Regions from separate parts of the Homo sapiens genome. Here region 2 is linked to region 1. The links are chromatin contacts, found by Hi-C in ENCODE. All regions are on one chromosome and are shown on one strand. The core of a region is the stretch at or near the end of the contact, and the rest is flanking DNA. Distances in the headings are between cores, read along the strand shown. Region 1 holds the start of GTPBP6 (GTP binding protein 6 (putative)). Region 2 overlaps PPP2R3B (protein phosphatase 2 regulatory subunit B''beta).

Region 1 (4,378 bases), core at 901-3,400:
ACATTCAGAGGCCAACTGAGATAAAACGAAACACCCAGGTGATTTTAAGCTAATCAAGAGCCCCTTTCACGTGGGTGATTTTAAACTAATCAAGAGCCTCTTTCACGCAGGTGATTTTAAACTAATCACGTTCTCCCTTCACAGAACTAAAAAGGGAGGTTAATTTACACAAACGCGCAGGCTACAGCCACCCGTCCTGCCTAGGGACTTCGGGCCAAAAATGCCACCTGTCACACCTCCAATCCAGGCGCTGCAGGGCTGTTAGGAGGGGAATTAGCAGCTGGGATACCCCGATCCTACAAGGAGGGGGGTTAGCAACCCCTCCTGAAATACCAAAAAGGCCTCGGCTTCCTGCAGACGCTTAAGGAACATGCCAATCACAACCGATTTCCTGAAAAACGCAAGAAATCCTGGTGAGGGCTGGGGTTGCAGGACGCTCTGCACACCACGGGTAACAGTTTTGGGGTAGCTTCTCTGAGACCGGCTGCCTCTTACTGTCCCCTGGACCAGGGGGGCGCCGCTCTCATCCTCCTGGCATCTCCCAGGCCCCTGCCCCACTCAGAGCTCCACCGCAGGGGCTCCCGAGGCTGGACTCAGACCCGCTGGATCCCATCCAGGCCCCCAAGGCAGCAGTGGAGACCCTCAAGGCTGGACTCCAGCCCCTAATGTAGACTCAGGGACCCCTGGGATGGATGGGTTCGAACCCCCAAAGCTGACTTCAGGACCCTCAGAGCTGGACTCCACCCTCCAAGGCAGCATTCGGGACCCTCACGGCTGGACTCGAGGCCCACGGCAGACATGAAGACCCCTGGGAGGCGTCCGGGACCCCCAGGACTGAATTTGAGGCCCCCAGGCAGACGTGGGGGCCCCTGGGCGGTGGTCAGGACGCCTGGGGCTGGACCCAACCCCCAAGGCAGACGAGGAGAACCCCCGGGCGGCATCCGGGCCCCCCAGGGCTGGACTCAAGCCCCCAAGGCTAGACGTGGGGACCCACCTGGGCGGCGACCGGGACCCCCAGAGCAGGTCTCAAGCCCCAAAGGCAGACGTGGGGGCTCCTCGGCGACGTCCAGGACCCCCAGGGCTGGACTCAAGCCCCCAAGGCTAGACACGGTGACTCCGGGGTGGCGTCCGAGACTCCCACGGGGGAACTCCAGTCTCCAAGGTAGACGTGAGGACCCCCGGGCGGCATCGGGGACCCCCAGGGCGGGACTCGAGCCCCCAAGGCAGACGCGGGGATGCCGAGGCGGCGTCCAGGACCCCCAGGGCGGGACTCGGGCCCCCAAGGCAGACGCGGGGACGCCGAGGCGGCGTCCAGGACCCCCATGGCTGGACTCGAGCCCCCAAAGCAGACATGGGGACCCCCTGGGTGGCGTCCGGGACCCTGAGAGCTGGACTCGAGCCCCCAGGGCAGACGTGGGGACTCCGGGGCAGCTTCCGGGGCCCCCACGGCGGCTCTCCAGGTTCCAGGGCAGACGTGGAGACCCCTGGGCGACGTCACGGACGCCCAGGGCGGGACTCGAGCCCCCAAGGCAGACGTAGGGACCCCTGGGCGCCGTTCTCGATCCCCGGGGCTGGAGTCAAGCCCCCGAGGCGGCGTTCCGGACTCTCGCAATCAGACTTGGACTCCACCCAGCGCGGAACGGGGTAGGACGGGAGCGAGGACGAGGTGAGTGAAGGCAGCGCTGCCGCCGCCGCCGCCGCCGCCGAGGCTCGGGGTCCTGGCGCCTACCGGGCCGGCGGCTGCACCGCGGGATGGGTCTGCCAGGAGCCGCCCACGCCGAACAAGAAGCGGCCCGGTCCCGCCTCCCCCGCCGGCAGCGCGTGCCAATCACCAGCACCTGATGCGGGGCGACCAATGAGGAGCACGCCCTGCCGGGGCGCGGCGCTAGGGAGCCCGCCCCGGCCGCACGCCAATCACCAGCACGTGACAAGGGATGACCAATGAGGATCACGCCCTATGCTGCGGAGAGGCGCTGGTGAGCACGCCCCAGCTGCACGCCAATCACTAGCACGTGACGCCGGATGACCAATGAGGAGCACGGCCTGTGCCGGGGAGAGGCGCTGGTGAGCCAGCCCCGGCCGCACGCCAATCACGAGCACGTGATGAGGAGCGGCCTGTGGGCAGCCCCCGCCCCAACGTTCAGCCTCCAGACGCGCCATGTGGGCCCTGCGGGCCGCCGTACGCCCGGGGCTGCGGCTCTCCCGCGTGGGCCGCGGCCGCTCGGCTCCGCGGGCAGCCGCGCCGTCCTGCCCCGCGCGCGCGCTAGCCGCTGTCGGCCGCAGGAGCCCCGGGAATCTGGAGGGGCCGTGGGGCGGAGGGCGGGGCCTGCGGGCGGACGGCGGCCGAAGCCGCACGGGAGACGACGAGGAGGAGCCGGAAGATGCGGACGAGAACGCCGAGGAGGAGCTGCTGCGGGGAGAGCCTCTGCTGCCGGCGGGGACCCAGCGCGTGTGTCTGGTTCACCCTGACGTCAAGTGGGGCCCGGGGAAGTCGCAGATGACTCGAGGTGACCGCGGCAGGGCTTTCGGGGGAGAAACAGGAGCTGGAGACCTGGGGGCGGGGCTCTGAGGGGAGGGGGCTCATAGGTGGAGATTCAGGGGCGGGGCTCTGAAGGGACGATCTCATAGGTGGAGATTCAGGGGCGGGGTTCTGTGGGGAGAATCTCATAGGTGGAGGCGCAAGGGCGGGGCTCTGCAGGAAGGATTTCATAGGTGGAGATTCAGGGGCGGGACTCGGGAGAATCATAGCTGGCGATGCAAGGGCGGGGCTCTGGGGAGGCTCATAGGTAGAGATTCAGGGACGGGGCTCTGACCTGAGAATCTCATAGGTGGAGACCCAGGGCGGGGCTTTGAGGGGAAGAGCTCAGGTGGCGACGTAGGGGCGGGGCTTCAGGGGGCCAGGCTCTAAGGAGAGGGTCTGATGGTTGGAGATGCCAGGGCGTGGCGCTGAGGGGCGGGGCTCTGAGGGGAAGAGCTTATGGATGGTGATGCGGGGGCGGGGCTCTGAAGGGAGGATCTCATAGGTGGAGGTGCATGGGTGGGGTTCGGGGGAGGAGCCCATGGGTGAAAGGGCGGGGCTTATGGGGAAGAGGGGAGGATATCATTGGTGGAGGTGCGTGGGCGGGGCTTCGGGGGAGGGGCCTATGGGGTAAAAGTGCGGGGGCGGAGCTTATGGGGTGGAGTCCGTGGGATGGGGTGGGGCCCGTGGGGTCCGTGGGGTGGGGTGGGGTGGGGTGGGGTGGGGTGGGGTTGGGTGGGCCGGGGCGGTTCTCGCCGATGGGACCTACGTTTCTCTTGCTCTGGGTTAGAGGTAGGCACGGTGTGTTTGAGGTCAGGGAAGGGAGGGCGTCCAGCGGACCAATCTGTGTCTAGTCCCACCCCCCACCCCCCAGGAGGAAATGCAAATGAATAAGTCGCTGCACGTGTCAGAGTCTCATAAAGGTTGATTTTTCCCTTGGAAGCTCCTGTAGTCGATGAGTGGTTTTTCTTTACGGGTGTTTTCCAAAATGGCTAATTCCTGGAACAGATGAAGCCCCGAACTGCTCAGAACAGCGCGCAGACCTCTTGCCTCTCTACTCCCCAAACCTGCCGGTGGTTCCTCAGTAATCCCCTGAGCACCCGCAGCTCCCGGGTTCCCTGCTGCGCCCGCCTGGAGCCCAAATTCCATGTAAGGCAGGGTCGCCCTCGTGTCCCGCTGTGGCTCCGGTGTCCTTCTCCCGTCAGATTCCTACTTAGAGGCCCTGGGGGGACGAAGTCATATCGGGGGACAAACGGCGGCTCAAGGTGCCTTCTCCGGGGAGATTGTCTCAAGGGCAGGAGGAGGCCTCCCCGGGCAGGTGTGGACGGGGGCCCCGGGCAGAAGCGTCTCTCACGGTGGCCCTTGTGTCCCCGCAGCCGAGTGGCAGGTGGCGGAGGCCACAGCGCTGGTGCACACGCTGGACGGCTGGTCCGTGGTGCAGACAATGGTCGTGTCCACCAAAACGCCGGACAGGAAGCTCATCTTTGGCAAAGGGAACTTTGAGCACCTGACAGGTGGGTCCGTCCAGACCTGCTCCTTCCCCAAACCTCCTTTCCTGTCCGCCGCTACCGAAAACATCCAACCGAGACATGCTGAAGTACGGGGGTCTTGCGGGGCCAGAGGGGAAGCGGCCTCTCGGATTGCCCAGGTGAGCTGGGAGCACACGCCAGTAGGAGTCGGAGGACGGTGAGGCTTTATCTGTGTCGAGATTCACACCGGGCCCTGGAGAGACTTAAACTGGTAAAGATTAGGTCGGGGCAGTTTATAGAGTCCAACAAACAGGGTAGGCGGTGGACCGGCTGTAACCCCACCTGCCCCTGCAGGCCCCAGCCAAATCCTCCTCCTGGGTGACCCCCACCC
Region 2 (4,378 bases), core at 913-3,412, 39 kb before region 1:
GTTTTTAAAGTATTTTAAAAAGTTTTGTTTTATAAATATGTAAAAACCTCCATGGTTACAAAGTGAGCACTAACAAACTAGACACATTCAGGTAAGTCCAGGTTCTGTCCCTGTCTGTGCTGTTTCTACCCCAGAGGTAATAGTTTCCATAGCTTTGGTTTATCCTCTTATTGTTATTTTAGCTTTTAATATGAGCAATTATGTACAAATATGTGTATGAGTATGAACATACATACTTCTTGCATTTCTTAGAGAAAAATTAGCATGCTGTTGTACACTTGCATATTTGTTTTTGCTAAGTCACTCCGTATTTGTAGAGGTGTCCCTGTCTTGTACGGCAGTGTGGGGCCATGAAAGGACCAGATAAGTCACAACCATGCAAAACCATCTTCCAGTAAAAATTAGGATCATTCTATAATCATTTTTGTTGAAATATTAGAAACTTTCTTACAGTCGGTTGCAAACATGTAGTGAATGAAAAGAACTAATATTTACCTAGTATGCTGTAACTTAAAACACCAGAAGCATTAAGAATTGTTTCATCTCTCAGTAAAAACTTGCCAAAAGTAGTTACAGCAGTGCCATCTCCTTGTCCCGTGTGGAGTGAGCACCTGCTCCGTGCCCTGGCAGACTCACTCGACTTAACACGCCTTGCTCAGCTTCCGCGTTTTATCCTTGGTGCTCTTGAAGTTGTGGGGTATCTCTGAGAGTTCCTTCACTGGGAGGTCTCTTTGCTGGCATTCCGTCTGCTGGGACACCTTCATCCTTTTCAGTACAGCCTCCGTTGTGTGGAGAACTCACCCTCGCGGAGTGCGCCCGGCCCCACCCACAGGGTCTCTGCGCGCCTCGGGCTGGGTCAGACACCTCTTTTGCAGCTCACGCGCTGCGTCCGCTTCGGGTCCTACAAAGCCGCTCGCGCAGCCCAGTGAGGTTCCTGCATGGGACCCATGTATTCCCCTCAGTGCTTCCCCGCCACGATGCCCCTCCCCGGCCGCGGTGCTTCCCCGCCAGGGCGCCGCCCCGCCCTCCCCTACCCCCGCCGCGGTGCTTCCCCGCCAGGGCGCCCGTCCCCACGGTGCTTCCCCGCCACAGCGCCCCTCCCCACGCGGTGCTTCATCCCCACGGTGCTTCTCCCCAACGGCGCCTCCCCCCACCGTGGTGCCGCCCCCCACAGCGGCCACCCCCCCTCCGCGGTGCTTCCCCGCCTCGGCGCCTGGTTCTCATGTGCGCGTTTCATGTCATTTTCCTTCCAGGACTCAGTTCTCGGTGTCACCTCGCTTCCACGCACAGCGGCACTGGCCTTGGTGGCCGTCTAAGGTAGTGAGGCTTTAAGACTTGAAAGAACCTGGTCCGTTGGCTGGATGTCACGTTTGGTGGTAAAAAGCAAGTTTTGTCGTTGTCTTCGACGCCCCAGAGAAGCAGGGTGACCTGGGTGTGACCCAGCGGGGCAGGGGAGAGCTCTGAGACTGAAGTTGTGTCGCTTGCAGCGTCTGCACCGCTGGGAGTCCGAGAGACACCTCCACAGGCCCCACTGTGCCTGCACGCACCGACCCGGCCCTGCAGGCGGAGAGCATGGTGCTCGAGCACCCACCGTGACTGTGGGCAGAGGCCAGCAGGGTGTGCGCTGTCGCGACTTAATCCACCTGCGCTGTGGCGGCAGAACCCTGTGAGCGTCCCGCGTGTGTGGGGGCCGCAGGCAAACTTCAGCTTCCCCGCCAAGGCTGCTGAGCCTGTCTCGGTGGCGCCCAGCTCGCCGCCACCTGCAGATGTCCGTCCACGTCTCCATCGTGTGCCTTTGGGACGGTTTTCTGTGAGCCGGGCCCCCGGCCCAGGGGACGAACGAGTAGGGGTGTCACTGCCGTTTCGAGTTCTCCCCGTCGCGTGAGTGACTGAATGAGGGCCTGGAGTCACAGCTCCACACGCGTGTTGTCAGGCGGGTGGACTTTGGCCGGCGGCTGCTTGAGAACTCACGTCTGAGGGGACTTTGAGTTTGATGAGGGGGGTCCCCCCGTGGATCTTAGCCGTGGCCGTGCAGCGAGGTCCGTGTGTGCCTTCTCCTGGCCCGGTTCTTCCTGTCTGTGTGAGTCAGGGCTGATCTCATACATCATTTCCTCCCTTTCATCATTGTCACTCCTCTGTGTTTTCTCTGAAGCCGTTTGAGACAGAGTCATCAGCTCCTTCACCTCCACCAAACTCCACCCCCTCAGCTGCCCCCACAGGAAAACACACTTTTCTCTTTGTTAATTTCCTTCAAACGTTGTTGGCTAATTCAGGGTTTTCATTTATGGAGACTATTTTGATGATTTACATTTTTTCTAAAAATTTTTTGCGTAACTTAGAAATTTCTTGCTCTAAAGCTTTTCCTTGTCTTGTACGATTTACAAAATCTTGATCGTATCTGCATCATACATAGACACTTTCTTGACAGAATCATTTATTTCCGGTTCCTTTCTTGATCCGTCATGCTACACACTAACGTATATCTCTTTCAGTAAAGCAGCTGTCAGTGTTACAGATTATTTCAGTTCTTTCTCTCATGAATATCTATGGTCATCTTTTTTACATACACTTCCTTCTGTCATTTTTTTTAGTTTATTGAATAGTTTTTTGTTTGGCCAGCTGTATTGTCATATAATTACACACCCTAAGATTCACCAATTTTAAGTGTACAATTTGATCCATTTTGGTAAAGCACACACCTGGGTATCCATCCTCATAGGCAGGACCGGCCGTTTGTCACCTGCCGCGGGTGTCCCACGTGCCTCCTTTTGCACCTCATCATTCCCCTCTTTTCTCCCTGGCCCGGGCCAGCTGCAGATGTGCTTCCGGTCGCTGTAGCTTTGCCTCTCTTAGAATTTCACATGAGGACTCTTGGAGCATTTTGTCTGTGGTTTCTAACTTCTTCCTGGCAGCATCTTTATTTTAAATTTTATTTTGAATGGACAAGTAATATTTGTGTATACAGGGTACAGCAAGATGTTTCGCTATGTGTGTGTGTTGAGGACTGATTAAGTCCTGTGGTGTGGATACTGTGGGGCTCGCTGTGTGGCTGGCGAAGGCGTGGTTACCGTGGGGCTCGCTGTGTGGCTGGCGGGGTGTGGATACTGTGGGGCTCGCTGTGTGGCTGGCCAAGGCGTGGTTACCGTGGGGCTCCCGTGTGGCTGGCCAGGGTGTGGATACTGTGGGGCTCACTATGTGTCCCTGGCCGTATGGGCAGTTTCTTTTCTATCACTGAGTAGCTTCTGCTGTGTGTGTGCTCCATCTCTCCCCTGTTCCAGGGTTGATAGACGTCTGGTTGCTTTGGTTTTTGCTTCTTGTGAGTAAAGCTGCTGTGTGTCTGTGCACTGATTTACGCAGACATGCTTGCATTTTCCTGAGGTGATTAATACCGCAGAGGTGAGCTCTGCCTCATCTGGTGGCCACATGTTTAGTTTTGTAAGAAGCTATAAAACTGCTTCCAGGGCCCAGGAGTGGTGGCTCACTCCACTAATCCCAGCACTTCGGGAGGCTGAGGTAGGCAGATCACCTGAGGTCAGGAGTTCGAGGCCAGCCTGGCCAACATGATGAAACCACATCTCTACTAAAAATACAAAAATTAGCCAGGTATGGTGGCGGGCACCTGTCATTCCAGCTACTCGGGAGGCTGAGACAGGAAAATCGCTTGAACCTGGGAGGTGGAGGTTGCAGTGAGCCAAGATCGCACCACTGCACTCCAGCCTGGGCGACTGAGCAAGACTGTGTCTCTACGCAAAAAAACAAAAAACAAAAAACCCTGCTTCCGGGGTGGCCCTGAGTGACGCATTTCCAGGCAGCAGCGTTGACCCCTGCGGGCACGTGGCCACACGCTTTGCCTTTAGCCGTTCTGTGCGTGTGCAGGCGTCCCGTCCTGGCTGCACTCCTCATTTCCCTGATGTACGTGTTGACCACCTTACGTGTTTCTTTCTCATCAGTTTGCCTTTTTTTCATTTTGGGGCAGCTGTGTTGAGATATAACTGATGTGGGATGCATGGTGCGTGTGGAAGGTACAATTCAATGAGCTTTGACGTCTGTACCCACCCATGAAACTATCCACAGCACCAAGACAATAGGCGTCCCTGCATCCTTGCGCTTGAGCGGGCACGTGCGCTGGACTTTTCTCTGCTGCTTTCTGACGCGCACCTGCCCTCATCCCACGCTACCTCAGGCCTCCTTTCTGTCAATATAGATTAGCCGGAATTTTCTGGAATTTTATGTAAACAGAATCAGACAGCAGGCACTTTTTTTTATTATGGGAAAATTCACACAACAGAATTCACCACCGTAACCATTTGGAGCACAGAACTCGGAGACGTTTGTGGCATATACAGCACGGTGTTCCATGTGCGTGTGTGGAGGGCCG

The links. Hi-C counts contacts between places; a loop is a spot of excess contacts on that map. Pooled maps may share reads with other maps.
Region 2: a loop to region 1 is called in a map of endothelial cell of umbilical vein, with 10 times the contacts of the local background. The contact joins the enhancer-like site here to the promoter of GTPBP6 in region 1. A Hi-C loop is called at or near these places in 6 of 168 maps with a recorded cell type or tissue (CD4-positive, alpha-beta memory T cell, Right ventricle myocardium inferior, endothelial cell of umbilical vein and 2 more), 1 of 37 single-sample maps with no recorded cell type and 12 of 50 pooled maps.

Annotation. Positions count from the first base shown.
Region 1 is chrX:316,568-320,945 of GRCh38, reverse strand. GTPBP6 (GTP binding protein 6 (putative)) reads left to right here and starts at 2,150. Exons shown (of 10, transcript NM_012227.4): 1 at 2,150-2,507; 2 at 3,895-4,032. The coding sequence starts at 2,159. LINC00685 (long intergenic non-protein coding RNA 685) reads right to left here and starts at 1,801. Exons shown (of 1, transcript NR_027232.1): 1 at 1-1,801.
Region 2 is chrX:355,600-359,977 of GRCh38, reverse strand. All of the region lies in intron 2 of PPP2R3B (protein phosphatase 2 regulatory subunit B''beta), which reads left to right. Among named protein-coding and RNA genes, the nearest start is that of PPP2R3B, 29 kb to the left of the region's middle. Within about 2 kb of position 2,162, at least 4 of the 41 ENCODE cell types and tissues checked have a DNase peak (open chromatin) inside an H3K27ac peak, as active enhancers do; they include endothelial cell of umbilical vein, where a contact is called at or near this core.